3 separate regions of the Homo sapiens genome follow, and regions 2 and 3 are each linked to region 1. The links are chromatin loops, found by intact Hi-C in ENCODE. Cell type or tissue: heart left ventricle. All regions are shown on one strand.

Region 1 (8,000 bases):
GGAGAGGTAGGAGTCTGGAGTCTTGGGTTTCCTGAGTGCCATGGATCCTTAGGTGTACCAGACAATGTCCAGTGTCCCAGGAGGAAGCCACCCCTGCAGCGGGAGAGGGGGCCTGGCTGCCAGCCTCACCAGCTTCCTGTGCCCCCCATGCAGACTGGAAGGAGCAGAGCCCTAACCTGAAGGCCCCATGAGGCTGCTCCCGGTGGCACCTCAGCGGAATTAGTGTGGACAGACCACCAGGGGGGTCTAGCCAATGTTTTGGCTTGTCTAAGACTCTAGATCTTTCCTTATATCTGGAGTGAGAATATGTGTGTGTGTGTGTCTGTGTGTGTGTGTGTGTAACCCCCAAGCAGACTGCGATTGAATTATCTACTGGTTTCAAAGAAGGGTGAAGTTGAGGTCAGATTTAAACTGACTAATGGAAAATAATAATATGCAATATTCCTTGCACATCTGAGATTGTAGATGATGATTCAAATGGCTGGAAACATGTTTGTGTATGCATAGAAAAGGGCTAGGCAAAATCCCACCAAAGGGTTAGACTCCCTCTGGGAAGGGCATGGGGTTGGGAGCTGTGGACTTTTTTTTTTTTTAATAGGCTTTTTTTTTTTTTTAGAGCAGTTTTAGGTTCACAGCAAAAGTGAGTAGAAGTACAGAGTTCCCACACACCTCCTCCCACCACACAGGCACAGGGTCCCTTACTACCATCATCCCACATCAGACTGGTACATGTGTAACTGATGACCCTACACGGACATGTCATTATTGCTTAGAGTTCATAGTCCATACGAGGGTTCACACTTGGGGGTGCACATTCTGTGGGTCTGGACAAGTGCACAGTGACATGCATCCGCCAGTGTAATATCACACAGAGTAGTTTCACCGCCCTGAAATCCTCCCTGTTCCACCTTTTCATCCCTCTGTCCTCCCAGCCCCTGGCAACCACTGACCTTTTTACTGTCTCCATAGTTTTAACTTTTCTAGAATGTCATATAGTTGGAATCAAACAATAGGTAGTCTTTTCAGAGTGGCCTCTTTCACTTAGTAATATGCATGGAAGGTTTCTCCATGTCTCTTTGTGACGTGATGGCTCATTTATTTCTAGCCCTAAATAATATTCCATTAGTTTTTGTCTATCCACCTACTGAAGGACTTCTTGGTTGCTTCCAAGTTTTGGCAATTATGTGGCAGTTGCTTTTGACTGTATATATTTCTATTTTGACTGAATATTGTTCAAGTATGTCTCATTTTAATAGAAAATAAGGAGGCAAATTCTAGGGTTACTGTAGAACACAGTTAAAACTACAAGGGGGCTGGGTGAGGTGGCTCATGCCTGTAATCCCAACGTTTTGGGAGGCTGAGGCAGGAGGATTGCTTGAGCCCAGGAGTTCAAGACCAGCCTGGGCAACATAGCGAGACCCCATTTCAGCAATAACAACAACAACAACAACAACAACAACAACAACAATTAGGGCTTTCTCAGCAATTTTTTTTTTTTTTTTTTTTTTTGGAGACAGAGTCTCACTCTGTCACCCAGGCTGGAGTGCAGGAGGCTCACTGCACCCTGTGTCTCCTGGGTTCAAGTGATTCTCGTGTCTTAGTCTCTTGAGTACCTGGGATTACAGGTGAGTGCCACCACATCCAGCTGCTTTTTGTACTTTTAGCAGAGATGGGGTTTTGCCATTTTGTCCAGGCTGGTCTCGAACTCCTGGGCTCAAGCAATCTGCCCACCTCGGCTTCCAAACGTGCTGGGATCACAGGCGTGATCCACTGCACCAGACCTCTCAGCTTTTTTGCCAGGGCTTTCTTACTTAGTTGGTTATTATGCTTCATGGTTTAAAATATGACATGCAAATATGACCAACAAAATCAGGACCAGGCATGTTGACATAAATGAGAACTGTCCAAGATGTTGTTGGACAAAAAAATTTAAGAAGTCTTTTCAGTGCCTTGTTCTGGGCTCTATGCTAGGATGGACAACTAATTTATTCAATCTCTTCCCATGTCCTCTCCCCTGCCAAAAACCACCTTATAGGGTTTTTCTTCTATTTTGTAGACTGGGTGTGTGTTCAGAGAGGTTGCTGACCCGCCTGAGGGTGCACAGCAAAAAGGTGCAGAGCTGGATTCCAACTCTGCCTCCAGACTCCATTGACATGGAAGAGGAAGCCTGGTGACAATGCCCCTGCTTACCAACTTTTTACAGGTGACCCCTCCAGGCCTGCCCTGTCCCAGGGAGCTGATCCCAGAACCCCCATGCTATTCATGAGCTGAGCCCCATCAGGCCTGACAGAAATCATCATCATCCTGATAGATTTCAAATAGTCTGTCTGATTATCCCTGTAAACCAGCAATGGACCCCAGAAATCTTACCCAAACTTGGTTTCTCAAACTGTGGATTGCTTCTGGACATGACATAAAAATTCTCTGTTGTGCTGAGTTTGCTGACTTGGAGTTTGGACAACACACCCACCCCATGTTCTGGGGATGCACCCAGCTGTTGTCCTCCCCAGTCTGTAGCAATCAGATAACCTGGTTATCCCGTCCAAAGTTCAGAGAAGAATGGATGGGGCGGGTTTGGCACTTGTGCCTTTATTTCCTCCTAGGGTAGGGATTGGACCAAGTAACCTCTCAGTGATATAACAAGCACAAAGTATGGTCACACAGGCCCTCCTCAGGTCACTGCCCAGGTGTGAGATCAGGACAATTATTAACTTACTCTTCCTAAGCTTCCATTTCCTTACTCTTAAAATAAGGCTAATAATAGTACTTCCCTCCAAGTACCTCCCTCTGTCATGAGAATTCAAAGAACTAATCTACGCAAAGAGCTCAGCACAGCAGTTTCTAAGCCCTTGCACACAGCAAGGACTCAATGTGTGTGAGCTATAATTACCATGAATACTTCTGCAGACCTTCCTATTTTAAGGAAGGAAAAGACTGCCTGCATTTGGGTGGTGGGCTCCATCATCCTCCGGTAGAGAAATGTCTGCAGACTCAGAGAGCAGTCCCATGCCCAGTGCCAGCCGAGAGAAAGCTGCCTGCTCTGTCCATAAGCAGAGCCCACCAGGAAGACTCAACATGGATTGTTAGGTGTGAACTCATTATTCTTGTCTTATAGGTCAAAGTATTATTAACAGAAACAAAAGGGGAACCAAGAGAAAAGGCATATAGTAGACAGATAATGGCCCCCTAAAGATGTCCACATCCTAATCCCTGGAATCTGTGAACATGCTACCTTACATAGCAAAAATGGACTTTGCAGGTGAGACTAAATTACAGATTTTGAGAAGGAGAGATTATCCTGGATTACTTGGGTGGGCCCAGTGTAATCTGAAGGGTCCTTATAAAGGAAAGAGAGAGGAAGATGAGAGTCAGAGAGGAGATGTGATGAGGCCAGGGTCAGAGAGAGATTTGAAAGTGCCACCCTGCTGGCTTTGAAGGTGGAGGAAGGGGCCAGGAACCAAGGAAGGCAGGTGGCTCCTAGAAGTTGGAAAAGGCGAGGAAGTGGGTTCTCTCCTAGAGCCTCTGGAGAGAGAGGGGCCCTGATGACACCTTCATTTTGTCCCAATGAAACCCACTTCAGACTTCTAACCTCCAGAGCTCTAAGAAAGTAAATTTGTGTTGTTTTTTCTTAATTTTGAGATAGGGTCTCACTCTGTTGTCCAGGCTGGAGTTCAGTGGTCTGATCACGGCTCACTGCAGCCCCAACCTCCTTGGGCTCAGATGATTCTCCCACCTCAGCCTCCTGAGTAGCTGGGATTGCAGGCACACACCACCATGCCTGGCTAATTTCTGTAATTTTTTTTGTAGAGACAGGGGTTTCATTATGTTGCACAGGCTGGTCTTGAACCTCTGGGCCCAAGCGATCCACCTGCGTCGGCCTCCCAGAGTGCTAGGATTACAGGCATGAGCCCCCTTGTCTGGCCTGGAAACTAGTATAAAGCATTTCAAATGTTGAACTGGCAGGGCAGACCCAGGATGCTCATGCCATTTTGGAATCGAGTGAATGAAACAGTCTCATCAGTGAAGGCTCAGACAAATGGTGAAGCCTGCTCCAATGTCAAGGCCCCTTGGCTTTGAAATATGCGTCCCTCAATTTTCTCTGTGTTGACCGAGAGACAGAGGGTGGATGCACAAGAATTGAGAGAGAGAAGGCTTTACAAGGAAATGACCAGAGTCCCCGGCCACAAGACAAGGGATTCTACCTGGTCTCCTGTGGGGTGGCACCTGGGGGCTGATGGCGTTGGTCCCCATGATCACGTACTCGTAGTGCACGCCTGGGTTTGGCTGCTGGTGTATCATCTGCTGACACAAAAATCAGTGTTACCGCACTTGGCACGTATGCACACCCCTTCTGGGTTTCAATGGCATTTGCAGAACTACTGAGAAATGACTGGGTTGGTTCACTCTAGTACGCATCCAGTAATATCAGTGAACCTGTGGCAGATTAAACAAAGTTATTCCTGGATGGCTTTTTGTCATTTACTTTTGAAGAATGAAGAACTTAGGCCGAGCAAATCAGAAGAAGACTAAGCTAAGAGTCAAGATTTTCTAAACTCCAAAGGAGAAGATGGAGCAACGGTAGCAGAACCTTTCTGTCCTTAGATTTTGCTCAGTGCTCTTGAAACATCCAACACAGATAAATACGTGTACACTGCAGGAGAACTGTTTTAACACTAGGTGGCGTGACAAAGTCATGCGAACAAGCAGCAGACCTCCTGGACAGAGCCACCCCGGGATGCTTTAGGTTCCCTCAAAGTTCTTGACCTGGCTGGTGAGGCTGGCCCCCAGGTCCCTCCCTCTTATTCAGGGAAAGCCCCAGAAACACAAAGACATGGGGCCAGGAAAACAAGTAGAAGCGACCCAACTCTTGCTGGGTCATATTCTCTTAGGAATGATGACAAAAATAGGATGGCAAGCAGGAATCTACGTAGGACTGTGGAAGTCAGCAGCTGAACATTGTCTGGGCTGAAAACATATTAAATGAGCATGGCCCAACAGAATACGTCCCTCCCTATTGGATTTAGAGCACACAGTCTTTGCTGCCCATGGATTTCCTGATGGGGAGCAGGGTGGTGGGCTAAACCCAGCAGCAGAATGAGAATCCACAGTGTAAATATGAGCCGTGCAAGGAGACACGGTCGGGTTTGATGTTTCTGTCTCTGCTGCTTTATAAAGCAGCTCTCCTATTGACCAGCTGTGTAACCTAGAGCAAGCCCCTTCACCCTGCAGTTTTTGATTTCTTCCTTGGGGAAGGAAGAGGTTAGAATCATGTCACTTTCAAAGGTCCTTTCCAGCTAGAAGCATCTCTGAGTCACTCCTGCATGGTGGGTCCTGTGTCTATTCTTCCTGTTTATGCCATGATCTCTTGCCACTCCCTACTGATGAAATGGGTCTTCATTTTATAAATTACCCAAAGGAAGGCAGACCTGAGAACCCCTGGGATTCTCCTACCCAGGAACCAATATCAAACCATCGGCGTTGCAGAAACGTGGTGGGCACTGAATCCCCAAGGGACACGGTTGTGTGACCTCAGGTTCCTGCTGTGTATCCCTCATCCCCTCACTCCCTTTTCACACAATCTTCCTCTCGGTCTGTGGCTGGAAATCCTCCCTCCCTCTCTGGTGCCTCTTCTGCCTGAGCATTCTGCCAGTGCAAAACCTTGTCCCGTTTATGAAATTGCTGTTGGCTTCCATTCCTAGACCACCCACAGTAGGCCTTTAACAACCTGAGTTTTTACCTCTGATGCCATTTAAAATATATTCAGATTCAACCAACCAACTGGACAGTCTAAAAAAAAAATCCAAAATAAACTACAACAAGGCTTCCTTTGTAATTTCGAGTCTACTAGGCCCAAGAGGAAAGGACATAGAACTGTGTGTAGGTGGAGAAGTAATGACAATGCAATTAATAATATTTCTAAAACTCTGACACAGCAAATATGTTAATCAGCTCAGCTTTGGGGACAGAAATAATGTGTATATTCATGGGTGATCTCAATCTTTTTATCAAAATGTTATTTCAAGCTTTTATGTCTTATCACCCTTTATTTCCTGGTCTTTTAAGAAGATTGAATTCTAGTGGTTTCCTTTGAACGTAAGGACCATTTAAAACTCTTGAGCAATTTAATATCTTAGTTTCACGTAAAAGAAATTAAGGTTTTGTCTTCTATGAAGCAGGGAGCTTCTAGTAAATCTCTCTACTGTGACTCTCAGCTTTATTGTTTCATCTGGAGGGCTCTGGAGCTCTCCTTTCTTCATTTGCTCTCAGAGTCTGAACAGGGCTGGGAGCTGGGAGCGGTCCTGCCTTCCTTTAGGCTCTTGCTTTCTTTTGCCATAAAAAGAAAACATGCCAAATTAGCAGTATAAGGAAAGTGCCTGGAGGAGATCCAATGCTCATGAAATAAAGGGCATGTTTTGCCTCTGATTTGGTTCAACAAGTAAAATTGGTTTTACTGGGTCAATAAACTCCGAAGGTAATAAGCATCTGGTGGAGTTGGAGGTTGCTGTGAGCTGGGCCCATTCAGAAGTAAAGGCAAAGATGAACGCCAAGCATTCAAGGAGTGCCTCCAACAGGCTCTGCTCAAAGGGTTTTTATTGAGTATGGGCAATGATTTGTTGCTTATTTGTTCAGAGTATGTTCCTTAGAAGTGACAAGATTCAAAATCCAAAGAACAGTCCAGAAACATCCAAACTCACGTAGACATCCAAGATCTCGTTGGTGGGACCTTCCGCCAAAAAGGACTCTCCGGCAGTGCTCGAAATCTCATTTGGACGCTTGTAGGTGAACATGGTCCCTCCGCCCTCGTATTTTCCTGGTCGATCAATTGCCCAGTTCCCATTGATGATGGAGCGTCCAGAACGACTTCTCAGGGCTGTTGAGAAAAATCAGACAGTTCTTTGGGTAAGCCCAGGGTGTGCACAAGAAACAGAACTGACTCCCCCAGTTTCTGGCTTCTTCATTCATCAAGGTTTTTGACAGGATCCACTATGTGCCAGGCAATGATCCAGGCCCTGGGGCGCCATTAGGCATCTAGATTACATCCCCTTGGGCTTAATCACTGCTTCAACCCACCCTAATCCCTTCTATCACTTGGACTTAGTATAGAAATGTAGGGTGGGGGCTGGTTAGGTGAAAAGGATGTGGAAAATGGGAGGGAAAGGAGAAAGAGGAGGAAGAGAAAAAAGGGGGGAAGGGAAACGTATTTATATTATATACCATTATCTAGGTGAGAGGTTGCACGCTGGCAGCCCACGAGCTGATTTTGGCCCATAAATGGGTTTAGTTTGGCTTCTGTAGTGTTATTAAAAAAAATAACTGAGCCCAAATTTAAGAATTGAAATATTTCACATAAAAAATTTAAGAGTTCTGGCTTCTCTTATAAACCAGGAAGACATGTTAACATTGGCTTCACACTCCCTCATGGCAGCAATCGGCTGGAGCCCAGGATGGCTGTCCCTCTCAGATGGACCCTATATGCTCTGATTTGCCCCAGTCCCCACCCCTCCCTGTTGCCCCCCAACACTGAGGTTAAGTCTCAGTTTATTACCCCTTTATTTATGAATATGGGTGATTTATATCATTTATCATACTTGCATTGTTCTTTTTCTTATCCAATTTTTTCTCCCCTCCCAGCCCTCCCCTTTTTTTTTTGAGACAGGGTCTTGCTCCATCGCCCAGGCTGGAGTGCAGTGGTGTGATCCTGGCTCAGTGCAGCCTCAACCTCCTGGGCTCAAGGAATCCTCCTGCTTCAGCCTCCTGAGTAGCTGGGACTATAGGCATGTACCACCATGCCTGGCTTGTGTGTGTGTGTGTGTGTGTGTGTGTGTGTGTGTATATATATATATATATATATATATATATATATATTTTTTTTTTTTTTTTTTTTTTTAAGAGATGGGGTTTTGCCATGTTGCCCAGGCTGGTCTCAAACTCCTGAGCTCAAGCGATCTGCCTGCCTCAGCCTCCCAAAGTGCTGGGATTACAGGTGTTAGTCACTGCAC
Region 2 (8,000 bases), 340 kb after region 1:
GTGCCACTGCACTCCAGCCTGGGCGACAGAGCGCGACATGGTCTCAGAAAAAAAAAAAAAAAAAATTAGCCGGCATGGTGGCTTATGCCTGTAGTCTCAGCTACTCGGGTGGCTGAGATGGGAGGATCCCTTGAGCATCAGGAGTTCAAGGGTGCAGTGAGCTATGATCGTGTCACTGCACTCCAGCCTGGGTGACTGAACAAGGCCCTCTCTGTACAAAAAAAAAAAAAAAAAAAAAAAAAGATTTAGCCAATCATAATTACCTAAAAATTGAGGAGCCCGGAAAAAGAGACAAATTTTCTTTGAAAGCCCAATATATTTGAGATGAAAGGATGTGATTTTTTTCTGACAGTAATCCCAGTTATTCCTACTCCCCTTCCAACTCTACTCTGTAGATCAGGATTCAAGGAAAATTGCTAGGTAACTCAATATGGTAAACTACTCCTCAGGGCAGAGCTCTGACAAATGCAGACACGAGTTTAAATCAAGGACATTCAAGGCCTGTTACTGTGGGTTCAGAGGGCTAGACGTCAAAGGAGGGCTATATGACAAAGTAGACATAGGGAGATACAAGATCCAAAATTGGATTTAGCCTCTGTAGACTTATGTAAAGGAAAGTCAAACTTGCCACAGCTTATCTATGCAATCCTGAATCTTCCAATACTTTTACCCTTTAAGTAAAAAAGGGTAAAGGAAGGAAATATTTCTTTCCATCTTGGTTTCCTATTTCCTTCCTGGTTTCCTTGTCCAGCTAAAGTCATATGGACGTTCGCCAAAAACAGATAATGCCATGAAACTCAGATAACATCAAAAGACAGAAAGTGTAATATGAGCTCTCTTAAGCCCTTGGCCTATATTTCACTGGGTCCATCCTGTCTGGTTTTTGATAGTAGGTATATATAAAGGCCAATGTGAGCATTTCCTGCTTTGTTTCTATTTATCTGAAAATTCAGGGATTGCCCAGAATATGTTGCTCATTCTGATTTATTATTTCACCCTCAAAAATGGAACCTGTAATCCCAGCACTTTGAGAGGCTGAGGTGGGCGGATCACAAAGTCAGGAGTTCAAGACCAGCCTGGCCAATATGGTGAAATGCTGTCTCTAATAAAAATACAAAAATTAGCTGGGTGTGGTGGTGGGCGCCTGTAGTCCCAGCTACAGGCTGAGGCAGAAGAATCACTTGAACCCAGGAGGTGGAGGTTGCAGTGAGCCAAGATCATGCCACTGCATTCCAGCCTGAGTGACAGAGCGAGACTCTGTGTCAAAAAAAAAAAAAAAAACAACCCAGAAAATAGCAAGTGTTGGCAAGGATGTGGATAAATTGGAACCCTTATATATACTGTTGGTGGGAATGTAAAATAGTATAGCCATGTGGAAAGCAGTATGACAGTTTCTCAAAAATTTAAAAATAGAATTACCACATAACAATTCCACTACTTTGTATATACCTCAAAGAACTGAAAACAAAGTCTTGAAGAGATATGAATACGCTCACATTCATAGGAACATCATTCACAGTAACCAAAAGGTAGAAGCAATCAACTGCCCATCAGTGGATGAGTGGGTAAACACAATGTGATATAAACATACAGTGGAATATCATTCAGCCTTAAAAAAAAAAAAAAGAGGAAATTCTGACACGTGCTACAACATGGATGAACCTTGAGGTGATTGTGCTAAGTGAAATAAGCCAGTCACACAATGACAAATAACATATGATTCTGCTGCTCGGAGGTACCTAGAGTAGTCAAATTCAGAGACAGAAAGTAGAATAATAGTTGCCAGGGGCTGAAGGGAAAGGGAAATGGGGAGTTTCTGTGTAATGGGTATGGAGTTTTCATTTTGGAAGATGAAAAGAATGCTAGAGATTTGTTGCACAACAATGTGAATGTACTTAACACTACTGTACACTTAAAAATGGTTAAGATGGTGGATTAATCCATTTTCACGCTGCTGATAAAGACTGGGTAATTTATAAAGACAAAGAGGTTTAATGGACTCAGTTCCATGCAGCTGGGGAGGCCTTGCAATCATGGCGGAAGGTGAAAGGCAAGTCTTACATGGCAGCAGGCAAGAGAGAGAATGAGAACCAAGCAAAAGGGGTTTCCCCTTATAAAACCATCAAATCTCATGAGACTTATTCACTACCATGAGAACAGTATGGGGGAACCACCCCCATGACTCAATTATCTCCCACCGGGTCACCTCCTACAACACATGGGAATTATGGGAGCTACAATTCAAGATGAGATTTGGGTGGCGACACAGCCAAACCATATTGGATGGTAAGTTTTATGTTTTTTATATATATATATTTTATCATATTATCACAATTTTTTTAAAAAAGGACTCAATATGCCTGAGTCCATACAAACATCCAAAGCCTGCTCCCTCCCTACACACACACACACACACACACACACACACTCTCTCCAAAGAATCAAATCAATACTCGAATGAAACAAGTAAGTAAAATTGGTGAGCAAATTAGAGTAGCTGAGATGATCTCCTACCAGACCACTCTGTCCTATAGGGACTGGCTTTCTTGTTTTTATTTTTCCCCCCTTCATCTAAAGCTGGGCATACAGGAAGAGCTGAACAACAGAAGACCTTTCAGTAAGGAACACATTCTGGTAGATGGAAAAATCAGCCGTCCTTTGGAAATGAAGATGACATTACTGACCCAAAACCAATAAAGCCTGCATGAAAGTTGCTGTGTTCCCCATTACTAAGGATAAATTTCCATCACTTCACCCACATTCTCCTACTATAAAGTACCTGGCACCTAGTGGGTACTCCATATAGGTTTGGTGAGCAAATTAATGAATCACCTACAGGCTAAAGGGAACAAACCAAGCAGCTATGCAGCAGAAATTTAAGAAGCCCTCAAGAGTGTTAAAAACGCAAACTGATTGCCTCTTTCTGGATGAATTCAAGGGATGATTTATGTGAAAGAAGGTAAAGTAAGTTCTTGTTAAAGTCTCAGGTTTTACAGAGAAAGTGTGATATCCTGAGTGTAGTTTTGATTTGTCTTCTGTTTATGTGTGTAAACCACAAAAGCAGTTAACTGTTGATGGCCAAATAACAAATGCCTCTGTCTCTCCCAGGAGAGATTAAATAGCTCTGGGTTGAGGGGGGAAAATAAGATCAAAAGAAGATCCAGACATCCCTGGCTGGCAGGCAGCAAGAGGTCCCCTGGCCAAGGGAGGGTAACCTTTGCTTGAACCTAGAGCAGTTTGGAAGAGGGGTTCTGGGCTGAGAAAAAAATCTTTAAGATGCTTTTCCTAAGCTGTGCTGACCAGGATTCTGAGCTACATGCCTGAGATTCCCTGACCAGACCATAATATTTCCTTCTAAGCCTTTGTTGTATATACTTACAATCAACAAGAAAGATTTCTCTCTTTTTTAAGGACAGCACATAAAGCAAGTTCGGGATGAAAGTTGTATCTTCATATGACTGGTACAGCTTTTGGGAAAGTAAGACAGATATCAGGCAACATAATTCATACCCACTGACCCATTCATCCTCCACCTGGAATTTATTCTAAGACTAAAATCTAAAACAGCATATTTCCTTTTTTCCTGAAAATGCATTTGAATGAATTTTGAGTTATTTTGTTTATACATATTAGGAAAAAGACTCTAGGGAAGGAAAACAAATTATAAAAAAATGATACCCTTTAAATCTCAAGGCACGTTGTCTGTCTACAGTGAAACCCCGTGTAAGCCCCGATTCTTGGGTACCATTTGGTTTGGAGAGAATCACCAAATCACAGCATCCTGAGCAGATAATGTAAATGTTTCCCTAACACCTGAGTTCACCCAGACAACAATGTCAGTCAAAAAGATCCCTTTCTATAGTCTCTCAGCCTGTTTTTTTTTTTAACGTTAATGAGTTATGCCTAGCAGGTAGTTTCCAGCGCACAGCTATTCATTCTTCAAACGTGATAAAAGCATCCGGCCCAAGTCCTAAGAAGCCTAAAACAAAACACAAGCAAACTGAAAACAACTTGACCCTATGCCCATAGGCTGCAAAGGAATCTCTAGAGACCAGAAAAGAAAAAGACAGCACAAACAAAAACAGAAAACCCGGAAACCTTGCCTCCTAAAGTAGCAAGCAGTGTAATGCAAATACATGTTGATTACGAGGCGAACAGAATCCTTTTCTGTTCTGTTTCCAAACACAAAGCTTAGAAAACAAATGATTTTTGCCAAATTCTTCTAAAACAAGGAAACAACTGGCGAATGCTTTCATCATTTAAAAAGCTAACCCTCTGAATTAGGAACTCAGGTAACACTTAAAGTTTCTTTTAAAAAGTATTATTTATTTAAAGCTCAGGAGTCTACCTATTTTAGGGGTCTTCTCTTTGTCTCACTCCTAAGAAACAAACCATCATGTTTTAGAAAGCGAAGCTGAGTCCACCTGTCAAACTTCTCTTTCACGTGGTAACATCTCCATCTGCTGGAAATTTAAATGTCTGCATTAAAGGCAGATAATGTTAGCTTTATTTTTCTATAAATTTATGTCTAATTCACATTTCCATTTTCTCTTACATGTGTCAGTATTTTATTGAAAATATATGCCCCTTTTCCCTTTTCTCTGAGGTTCCCAGTGGTCTCTATTGTCATGGTATTTGCAGCACCTCCCCTAACCCCCTCTTGGCCTTCTCCACATGCTTTGGGCAGGTCCTCATCAGTCTTTCTTTATAATTGTACATCCTTATGTTAGTCCTGGAACCCTTGGCTGAATCTGGAAATTGCTTACCTGTCCTCCTTGGGTAGCATTCCTTTGAACTATTATCTTAGCTGCTCACAGCATGAGCTTCTTTATTTGGCTGGCAAACCATTAAGTAGCTGCCTGTTTTGTCTTTGATTTTTAATGGAAGTCAACCCATTAACATTTGGGCAGCAGAAACAAGGCTGTGGTTGTCACTCTCTGATTTCTGGTGTTGCTTTTCTGTACGTTGGCATTTATTCAATCTTCACTAAGCACCTACTCAGTAAACAGTCCCAGGAAATACTGGTGCCTATGAGACAGAGAATATGATTTCTTCTCTGACATTTCTGTTGGTCCGCTAGCTACTTAAGCATCACTTTCCTCATTTTTCCTTAGAGTTCTGCCTCCATTCTGCCATTGCTTTCTTTAAACTAACACACAGTTCTACTGATAAATTGTTGTTTCCTGGTGTTAAACTCACAGCATGAACATCAGCAGCTTTCCGGACCCCCATCTCTTGATCTGTACAGTAAGGAGGTTGGGATGATCTCTTAAGTCCATCCTATTTATGAAGGTGTTAAATTAAACGAAACGTGATTTGAGAAAGCCTCCATATTTGCATACTCAAGCCCTTATGTAACCAAAACCTAACTCTGTAAACAAACCATAAATCTAATTTAGGAATTTGGCTTTGTAACAGATAACTGAGTCTCAGCCAATCAGGGCAGCCAAGTTTCAGTCAATCACAGGTGGCCACGTATTCAAACCAGGTTCAAATTTATTCGCTTTAGCGAACTCCAAGCTCTAAGTGAGCCAGCTGTTTCTATAAGTCACTTCTGTTTTCTGTACAATCCTTCCCTTTTTGTGTCCATAAGTGTCCAGTCATGTGGCAGCCCCAAAGTCTTTCTGAACCTGTTCTGCTTCTGAGGGCTACCCGATTCACAAACTGTTCTTTGCTCTATTAAACTCTTATTTGTCTAAGGTTTTTCTTTTAAGAGATTAGTGTCACAAGTGGGACTCAAAGTCAGACTCCAATGACCCCCAGGAACACCAGGCAACCAGGTGAGGTATCCATGGAGCCCAAAGTGCTCACTGCTCTCGTTTGTAACTGGAGGTCATGGGTTAGTTTTTCTCTTGAGTTCTGAACTCCACAGCGTTGTGTCTAGAGCTCTCCTAGTTTATATGAGCAATTTTTTTTTAACTGAATTGGGTTCGGAAGTCACGAAAGCAACTGGACTGGATCCAGGATTGGATTGGATCCAATAATTAACTGGACTGGATCCAGCTATAGGCCTCAGATGTCTGACAGAATCAAAGGGAAACTGGCAGTAAATGGCAATTACTGAAGGGGGTGCAAACTCCAGCTTTCAGAAATTTGCAGGGATTTTGTGTCCTATCCTCATCATTTCTTTTTCTTGCATGTTTAGGTAAAGAAAAATCATTGGCTAAGCTGGTTAAGGGGATCTGAGAGCCAAGGCCAACATTCAACATAAAAATGGGATCCTTAACTTTGGAAGAATTGAGTACTCCACTTTCTTGTCATGTCTACCTTTACATGTATTAGTATTAGGCCCTGAAAGGCAAAGTCTTACTGAAGATAATTTAAAATTACAATGCCGTTATGTGGATGGTTCCAAATGAACGGCACTGCACTTTAAGAAGTGCATTTTAAAATGTGGGCTCCAGAACTAGGCTCACCCGGGAAGCCTATTGATGTGCAGATGCTTCTAAGAAGGTTTCAAAAATTTTATTGCCTCTTTTAAAAGACTATTTGCAAAAGGCAAATAAAAAACTGAAGCAACTAATTGAAAGAAAAATTGAATCTGCTAACCTTTTGGCTTAGCTACTTACCTCATCCAGAAGGCAAAAAGCAAGCTGGATAAAGTGTTTATAAAGGTATACCTTCAGATAAAGGAAGGCTTCATCTTTTTCAGTGCTATCCATGCTGAATCCAGGCACACAAAATAGTTTCATGTTTTTGTTTTTTTTTTGAGACGGAGTCTTGCTCTGTACCGTTGCCCAGGCTGGAGTGCAGTGGCGCACTCTCGGCTCACTGCAAGTTCCGCCTCCGGGGTTCACGCCATTCTCCTGCCTCAGCCTCCTGAGTAGCTGGGACTACAGGCACCCGCCACCACGCCCAGCTAATTTTTGTATTTTTAGTAGAGACGGGGTTTCACCTTGTTAGTCAGGATGGTCTCGATCTCCTGACATCGTGATCCGCCCGCCTCGGCCTCCCAAAGTGCTGGGATTACAGGCGTGAGCCACCGCGCCCGGCCACAAAATAGTTTCTTTGCCCTATTTGTTAATGAGCTCTGCCCTGAATTAGTAATTTTAGCTAAGAAACAGAAGCTAAGTTGCAAAGAGACCACCTATTGAACTAAATTGGTCTCTCAAATACAGTCATTCCTCAATATCCACAGGGGATTAGTTCAGGACTTCCTGCAGATGTAAAATCTGCAGATGATCAAGTCTCCTATGTAAAACGGCGTATTATATAAACTACGTACATCCTCTTGTATACTTGAAATCATTTCTACATTACTTATAATACCTAACACAATGTGAATGTTATGTAAATGATTGTTATCCTGTATTTTTATTTGTATGACTCTTTACGATTGTATTGTTTTTTTCTTCCTGAATGTTTTCGATCCATGGTTGGTGGAATCCATGGATGCAGAAGCAGATACAGAGGGCCGACTATACACTTTTCTGGCATTTAGCTGGCTATTTTGAAATCCTTTTGTAAAAGAAATTTACATCAATTAAAAAAAATCCACATTCGTAAAGTTGTCAGCCTCTCTGTACCAGGAACAGAGGAAGGATCCAGTCATTTGAAACTCTCAAAATGGAAAAGACACTGGTTTAAATTTATATCGCAATATATCACAATATCACAGTGGCCATTTTGCCTTAAGTAGGCCTTAAAGTATGACCTTCTTTCTTGATTTGGGCAAATGATGGTATTCAAGCCTTAAGTCTCAGTTCCGTGCCTTTGAGATATAAATGTTCTACCTAGCTTTGCTTAAGCCATCACTTTGGAAATGCAAATTTAGGAAAAAAATCATTAGATGCTTATGATAAAAGGGGATAAGTCAAACAGACTTCTGAGGTTAAAACAAAGGCCAAATCTACCAAAGGCTGGACAGACGAGGGGGACCCCTGCTGGTCCCCCAAAATTACAGGGTCCAAAACCAGTTTCCTCTATTTACAGCAATTTGGAGAAATTCAAAAAGTAGGAAGACAGAAATTATAATAAGCAAACTAGAAATCACTTAGGGC
Region 3 (8,000 bases), 79 kb after region 1:
GGCTGCAAACCAGAAAACCTGGGGTGCAGTCCTGGCCCAGTCCCTGGCTTGTTGTGTGATGCTGGATTGGTCACTTCTCTTTGAGGTAGGTGCTGAAAACATTTCCACCACCATCCAGATCTTCTTCCCAAGGACAGTGTTCAGAAACGAATCTGGCTTGAATTCTGGTTTGTGTATCAGGAGGCTGATCAATTGGTCGCTGATAGGGACGACTTAGTGCTGACCTATGTCTAGACTCTTTCCGAGGCACCACTGCTTTGGGTGGGCAGGAGAATATGCGTTCTTGTGCTGTCTCTGCTGCTGACGAGTGCTGTATCTTTGGACATTTTGATGAGCTGTTCTGAGCCCTGGGATTTTTTTTCTGCCTGGATGGGGATGGAGCAGCTACCCCTTAGGACTGTTGGGAAAATCAAATGAGGCAAACATAGAATGTAATTAGCAGAATTCTGCAATATGGTGGCTTCTCAGAAAATGCTGGGTTTTGTCATCTTTGTCTTTATGTATTTTATTTTGTCTGAAGTCTATTCACTTTTAAGTAAATCTCATCATCATACAACCACCCGGACCCACCCGTACTTCTGTAACACTTTCTACTACTTCTTAGTCAGAAATATTTTCTTCTTCATTTGGTGAAATTCAGAAAACTTTGAAGTGCAAAAAACAAAACAAAACAAAATCGGCCAAGGTTCACCATAAAGTCAAGACACCTCATACAGCTTCTACATTCTCACTGCTCAAACGGTACCTGTCGAAAAAGGCCAGAAAGAACATCTACTCTCTGATCTACCTTTATTTTATGTTTCTTGCTCATCGTGTACTGCTGTTCAGAATAGATATTTCTTGCTGTTACAAAGACCAGTGGATAACCATCAGATGTCCTTTGTATTTTTTCCAGTGATTTCTGCAACACGTTGTAGGAAAATTTTACACATCGCAAGCCATCACAGGAGAAATTGCTCAAGAATTACCCCCAATTGTGTGCCAAAATTAACCTGAATGAAATTTCCTGAGGGAAATGAGCAATCTGGATGACATATTTGGAGGTGAATTTCACAGGGAGGAGGCCTCTGTCCTTCACAGCAGGGTAGGCTGGTGCCAGGCATTCAGATAGTGGAGGTCCTGATTCCCTAATGGGAAGCAGATGTGTCTGTGTGTGCTCAGTAAACACATGAGATAGGGTAACCTCAACTGTTTGGCTAGATGACCCCCACAGGTAAAACAGCGTGCCTTAATAATCATGCTGGTAGAACAGTATGGGAGAATATTAAAATGATTAGTAGCTGACACCAATTTACTTATATTTACGGTGAGCTAATTCGTGGAAATGCATATGGATGCCAAAACGTTTATTCATGACATTCTGTTGAAAGAAATCCTTTGTATATGATAAATATCTTCCTGTTATTACTGTTAGGCATGTAGATCAATACCACCTTCCTGGAAAGCAATTTAGCAATATAGACCGTTTGATCCAGTAAATTCTTCTTCTAGGAATTTATGCCAGGAAATAAGAAATCAGGCCAACAGTTTCTGTATGAAGGGCTCATCACAGTATTGTTAATAAAAAATTGGAAACATCCTAAATGTTCAACATAAGGAAACAGTTAATCTATTCTGGGTGGATCTTTTTCCAGTTGTTATTCTCATTAAAATCTTCTAACACTTATGCCTGTAAAACTGACCTTCGATATAGTTCAGTAAATGTTTCCTGAGCCAACTTCAACTACGTGCCAATTCAGTGGTAGGCAGCGGAGACATGAAGGTAAAACAAACAAGGTTCCTATTTACAGTCTAAATCAGGGGTCAGCAAACTGTAGCTAGTAGGCCAAATCTGGCTCACAACCTGTTTTTATAAATAAAGATTTATTAGAACACAAACACTCCCATTTGTTTAGTTATTGTCTATGGCTGCTTTTGTGCTGCAACAGCAGATTAAGTAGTTGCAACACAAACAGGAAAGTCGACAAAGCCTAAAATATTTAGATCTGGCCCTTTACAGAAAAAAATTGCCAATCCCTGGTCTAAATTGAAAGTCAGACACAATCAAATCACTTCAATATTGTTTGTAAATGTCGAGTCCTGTGCAGCCAAAACCAAGGCTCAGGTAGATGCTTCCAAATCTACCCCTGACTGCCCTCATCCTGTATCATATACACCCACTTGATTTGTTCCAAAGTGACTCAATTGTAAAACAGAAGGCAGAGAGTTGTCTTCTACCACAGTAGTCTTCAACTTTTTTAAGTAGAAAAAAATATACTTCAAAAATAAAATCTCATGTGGAAATCCAAAGCTCCACTATGCAAAATGAGAAGAGCAGAACTGCTTTGGTTGAAGGACTGTCAGGGTTTAGAAACCTAGCTTCTCATCCTCCTGCCTGCTCTTCTTCCTCAAGGTGAGGGCTTCTCAACTCCAGCTCTACTGATGTTTTGGTCCTGAAAGGTCTTTCTTATGGGGGTTGCCTTATGCATTGTAGGATGTTTAGCAGCATCCTTGGCTTCTACCCACCAGATGCCAGGAGCATCCCTCTCAGTGTGACAAACAAAAATGTCTCCAGACATTGCCAAATGTTCCCCATGGGAGCAAAATCACCCTCAGTTGAGAATCACTGCTCTTTATTCCAAAGCTCATGGGACACCGAGGAGCACATGACAGATTCCCCAGAAAGCTTTAAAATGATGGTAGTTCCACAGAAGTGCACAAACAGCCTTTGTAAATGTCAGAGAAGCTAATAAGCAAAGAACACTTAATTATCCAGTTTCCAAAAATAGTTCCTTACTGCTATCAAACCTTCTCGAGTTCTTTAAGATTGCCTCTTGGCTTAGCTTCAGCAGGAGTATCATTATGTATTGCAAAGAGCACAGTACCTGCGACTTGGTAGGTGTTTAATAAGCGTTTGTTGAATGAAAGAGCAGCTGGTTGAAGAATCAAAAGATCAAAGTTACAGGACCAACCTGCTCTTCGAACTGGCTCATCTCTAAGGTCCCTTCTGGTGCCAAAATTTTTCTTTTAAAAAGAGATACAGCCCTGATATGAAGAATCCTGCCATGTTTAAAGGGAGGGAAATTTGCTGTATATACACAAAATTAAATTGGAAACAGGAATCAATGAAGATCAAATTGACGATGCCATTCATTTGAAGAGAAGAAATGGTCCATGGCATAAAAGGTATTTTGGCTTCCTAAATGAAAGCAATTGTAAAACGAGCGATCTGGTTTTAATCAAGCTTATGGCTGTCACTTTTCAGTACCTCATCCTAGTTCATAATAGGATAGCATCTTATCAAGGGACTCAACTGGAAGAAAATGTTGGCGCTCTTGTAGGATAAAACTGGGTAAGAATCAACTGCAGCTATGTTTACAAATCTGAAGAAAGGAGTCCCGAGAGGTAAACATATCATATTCTGTAAGATAATTACCACCTCCCCCAATTCCAACAAGGGTCATCGTTCTCTGGAGGGTGGGGATATCCCAAACTCTAAAATTCTAATGCTTTACTTTCATAATTTTCCTCCTCCATGGATTGAAATGGGGGAAGGAGGAGAGAGGCCTGAAATAGCTTTTGACAGTGATAATTGCTCTATTATAAAAGTAAGGTAACCATATTTTTGTATAGAATACTAGAAACCTCTAGACTTTCACTTTACTTTTAATGTGTAGAGCCGTATGGTGAATTGTGTTTAAAGAGATCATAATATGTCTGGCCAGATTTTATTGTAATTTTTTAGTGTCTCAGGAGGGGCTGGCAGCAGGAAAAAACCACGTGGGATGGGTCTGTTAGAAGCTGTGGTTTGGGGCTGATAAGGGGTCAAGACTAGGAAGTTCCTTGCAGAATGGAGCAGAGAGACACTGCCTACACCCTATAAGGCAGAGTTCTGGAGGCTAGATTATCAGCAAAAAGGCAATAGTGAGTTGGGTTGATGAACTCTGATCCAGGATGGAGGTTGCTTGCACACTGGCCTGATTTACAGGGCCTCCTGAGCGCAGATGGCCTGTGTCTACCAATGCAGGTCCCCAGAAGGCTCTCACGGGACCGTCCCCATGGCCAGAAGGCAATGATGGAGATTCACGCCGGCATCTTTGTCATTTCCTTAACACACAGCCAAATGTGCCTGTTTGCATTTTTCTCCACAAGATGGCACCTCTAAGCCTTTGCAAGAGGGTACTTACCTAAACAACTAGTTTAAGTACAAGAAGCAGTGATCCAACATTAACAAAAACAATGACTGTTGAGAAACACAAGAAGGGTGGACCCAGAGATGCAGGCTGACTGCATATTTACTGTGCTCTTATGTGCAAGTTTCTGCCATGTTGTTAAGGCATGATTTCATTTCTTAAAATTTTTTTGGAACATCAAAAAAAAAAAGGTGGGTGAAATATTCAAATCTTGTATTTCCAAAATGTTCAAGAAAAATGCTTTAAAATCTGTGTAAATGAGTTACAACATTGGGGAATATATAGGCTTCTTAGCTATCATTGGGCCATCTCCAGGGACGGCTGAGAGGACTGACTGGGTGAGTGGGACGAGATGATGAGAGAAAAGGCTGGCAACGAAAGTGTGGGATCTTAAATCCGAAGACTCTTGAGTGGGAAATGGCAGGCTGAAGAGCTCTTTTCAGAAGATGTCTGGCAAACACGGGCAATGGACTGGAGATGGAAGAGACTGGAGACTGGGACACACACAGACAACTGCATTAAGATGGGCACAAAGTGATGGAGGCCTGGACCAGAGAGATGAAATTAGAATGGAGGGCAAGGGCCCACCAACATCACGCTGAAGGAATGGCCAACTGGACTGAAGATGGATGTTCTACCAAAGGTGGAGTAAGGAAGACCAAGGTTCCTGGCCTGACAACCTGAAAGAATACTAGTGTTCTTGAGGCAGAAACTCCACTGGGGGGCAGGCCTTTGATGGAGCCATCTTACAGCAAGGGTCTGAGCATAGATCTTGATACTCATTAATTCATTCATCGAATTTAGTTATAATAATTCTCTCTCTCCCATTCTTTCATCAGAATTTTCCTCTAAAACCCTATGCATTTTTATTTTAGCTTTTTGGATAGGAATCCTTCTAAAGTATATTTTATAATTCTCAGTTTTTAAAAAAATCAAGACTAGTAAGTGTAAGGTTCTTGTACTGGTTCGAACCCTGAGAGCGTGCCAACAGACAACAGGAGGCGGTGTGGAGCAACATGCTGTTTTAATGAGCACCAGGGTGCAGGCGGGCTGAGGCCTAAAATGGCGTCAGCCCCAAGTGAGGACAGGGCGAAAGTTTTATAGTCTCCTGTAAACAGGAAGTGTCCTAGTCTGACATTACTGCTATGTTGTACCCGGATGGCCTCTTTCTTGATTTTCAGGGGTACGTGTCTTCCGGCTGGCTCTCTTCCTGCTTCTGCTATTTTGCTGGAGCACACTGCTGGTGCAAGTAGCCTTGTGCCTTGGGACTGGGCCTGAGAAGGGAGGAGTTATTCATCTCCTTAAGCTTTCAGGCCCCCGGGGAGAATCTTACAATAAGCCTTAGTTTATTTTCTCTGGCCCCCTGTTACTCAAAGTGTGGTCCATGGACCAGCAGTGCAGGCATCGTCTGGGGCATTTTAGAAGTCTTGCACCGCTTCCCAGGGCTACTGAATCAGAATCTGCAGTTTAACAGCATTCTCAGGTGATTCCTATGCACATTCAGGTTTGAAAGGTGCTGCTCTACATTGTGGGTCAGCAAGCTTCTTTTGTAAAGAGCCAGAGAGTAAATACCTCAGGCATTGCAGTCATATGGTCTCTGTTGCAGCCACTCTGCTGGATTGTTGCAGCGTGAGAACAGCCATGGATGACTTATGGCTATGTTCTAATAAAACTTTATTTACACAAACAGACGGCAGGTGGATTAGGCTCACATGCTAGATTTGGTTTACTTGCTAGATTTGGCCCATGGGCTATAACTTGCTGACTCTTGCTCTAGATGACTCAGAGACATTCTGAGGTGTGAGAGATTGCCACCCTCTATATTAAGTAGTTCCAACTACCAGAAGGTCTCTGCCGTCCCTCCTCTGGATGTCAGAAGTCACTTCTTGCAGCTGGCAGTCCTTTTCTGACTTCCTTATTGGCTGTTTTCACCAGGAAATGGTTGAAGAGCAAATGAACTATCACAGAACTGAAAGAACTCCCTAGTCAATAAATGTTGCTGCCATAACTGGCTAGCCATATGCAAAGATTGAAACTGAACTCCTTCCTTATACCATATAAAAAATCAACTCAAGATGGATTAAAGACTTAAATGTAAAACCCCAAACTGCCAAAACCCTGGAAGACAACCTATGTAACACCATTCTGGACATAGGAACTGGCAAAGATTTCATGACAAAGATGCCAAAAGCAATCAAAACAAAAGCAAAAATTGGCAAATGGGATCCACTTAAGAGCTTCTGCATAGCAAAAGAAGCTATCAGGCTGGTGCACGGCTCATGCCTGTAATCCTAGCAATTTGGGAGGCTGAGGTAGGCAGATCACCTGAGGTCAGGAGTTCAAGACCAGCCTGGCCAACATGGTGAAACCCCATCTCTACTAAAAAAATACAAAAATTAGCCAGGCATGTTGGTGGGCACCTGTAATCCCAGCTACTCGAGAGGCTGGAGGCAGGAGAATGGCTTGACCCCAGGAGGCAGAGATTGCAGTGAGTTGAGATCACACCACTGCACTCCAGCCTGGGCAACAAGAATGAAACTCTGTCTCAAAAAAACAAAAAACAAACAAAAAAGCCCTGAGATCTGGCTAAATAGAAAAGCCTAGTTTTGCTTCCAGTGCTGGAGAGAGAGGAAAGGGACAGAGAGGAAAGGGAGAGGAGAAACTAGGAGATGGTGGAGAAGAGCCAAAGAGAAGCTCTGAGTGATGGGGGGACTCCTAAGGACTTTGAATCTGAAGTGCACTTGCTGGGATTTAAAGAATTTAACAAAAATTTCTTTTCTACGTTCCATATGTTCAAAACGTCTTTTCTTCTAGACACATGAATGTTCACCTAAGAGCCTTCCTAATAATGCACATTACACCCGCAGGTGACATCATTTTCTGAGCCCTAGTTTTGTTACCTGTAAAATGAGGGATCAAAGTATAATTCACAAATCTCTTGTGAGGCTTAAATGAAATGTGTAAATGAAGGTACCTAATTCAGAACTGGCATGAAGTAGGGGCTGGTAAAATGTTGTGCCTCTCCTTCTCCTCGAGACGCGTCCCTTGGCAGTCTGGCCATGGGATCCCCTTTTTCACACAAGCTACATATACTTCTCTACCAACAGGGGAGGCTTGTGTATTTGCACTGTCCACCAAAACCCCCCTTTCTTTTCACATGATTCTCAAGTGGTGTTTGAAGACAGAGCTGTAACAGGTAAACTGTCACAATCTATTTGCATTTCAATAATGCTCTGGGACAATGGTGATCAAGGCTTCCAGAGATTTCTTTTATCTTTGTAACTTTTCTCATTAACAACAACAACAAAAAACTTAAAGAAAATGCTTTCTTTTGGTAGTCTTTCCCGGTTTGTCTTGGAGACCAGCTATGGAAAGCCTAAAAAACTGGAAAGGGATTATTTTCATTTTAGAAACAGAGCAAGGGAGACTGCTGGATGGAGCCTATGGGTTGGGCATGTAGGGTCATGGTCTTAGATGAGTTGTAGGTGGAAAACAGATGCAATCAGGGCATTCAAGCATCTGGTAGGGATTTAGGCAGTAGGAAGCCCCATGGATATATGTGACAGCTGTTACGGCTGGACCACTCACCATGTGCTTGGCACCTTACCTAATATGTTATCCTGCCTAATTCTCTCAACAACACCAGGAGGTAAGAATTACTATCCCTATTTTGCCAAAGCTCTGAGAAGGTAAGTAATAGGTCAAAGCTCACACAGAAGTGATGGTGGCGGGTTTGAAATAAGTGCCTTCTGGCCCCGAAGTCTAGGATCTTTTTCCTCTGCTAGTTGTATTGTCTCTTGGGACAACAGAAACCCTTCTTGTAAGAAC

The links. Peaks named below come from ENCODE experiments on the same cell type or tissue, not always from the same donor. Only the 100,000 strongest peaks of a DNase experiment are listed, where the experiment ranks them.
Region 2: it touches region 1 in a loop (2.2-fold over the local background); 9 of 110 quality-filtered maps call a loop at or near these places.
Region 3: a loop joins it to region 1, with 2.3 times the contacts of the local background. A loop is called at or near these places in 18 of 110 quality-filtered maps.

The regions. Positions count from the first base shown.
Region 1 is chr15:71,727,420-71,735,419 of GRCh38, reverse strand. It overlaps THSD4 (thrombospondin type 1 domain containing 4), which reads right to left. Exons shown (of 18, transcript NM_024817.3): 9 at 6,696-6,871; 10 at 4,203-4,299. Among named protein-coding and RNA genes, the nearest start is that of THSD4-AS2, 40 kb to the right of the region's middle. In heart left ventricle, CTCF peaks have their summits at 4,471 and 4,674 (motif pointing right); no DNase peak of the experiment used is centred here; H3K27ac peaks cover 215 bases.
Region 2 is chr15:71,383,092-71,391,091 of GRCh38, reverse strand. All of the region lies in intron 6 of THSD4 (thrombospondin type 1 domain containing 4), which reads right to left. Among named protein-coding and RNA genes, the nearest start is that of THSD4-AS1, 200 kb to the right of the region's middle. RefSeq lists enhancers at 3,613-4,506, 4,570-5,104. In heart left ventricle, a CTCF peak has its summit at 4,476 (motif pointing left); no DNase peak of the experiment used is centred here.
Region 3 is chr15:71,648,010-71,656,009 of GRCh38, reverse strand. The region is part of intron 7 of THSD4 (thrombospondin type 1 domain containing 4); the gene reads right to left. Among named protein-coding and RNA genes, the nearest start is that of THSD4-AS2, 40 kb to the left of the region's middle. RefSeq lists an enhancer at 1-469. In heart left ventricle, a CTCF peak has its summit at 4,140 (motif pointing right); no DNase peak of the experiment used is centred here; H3K27ac peaks cover 2,174 bases.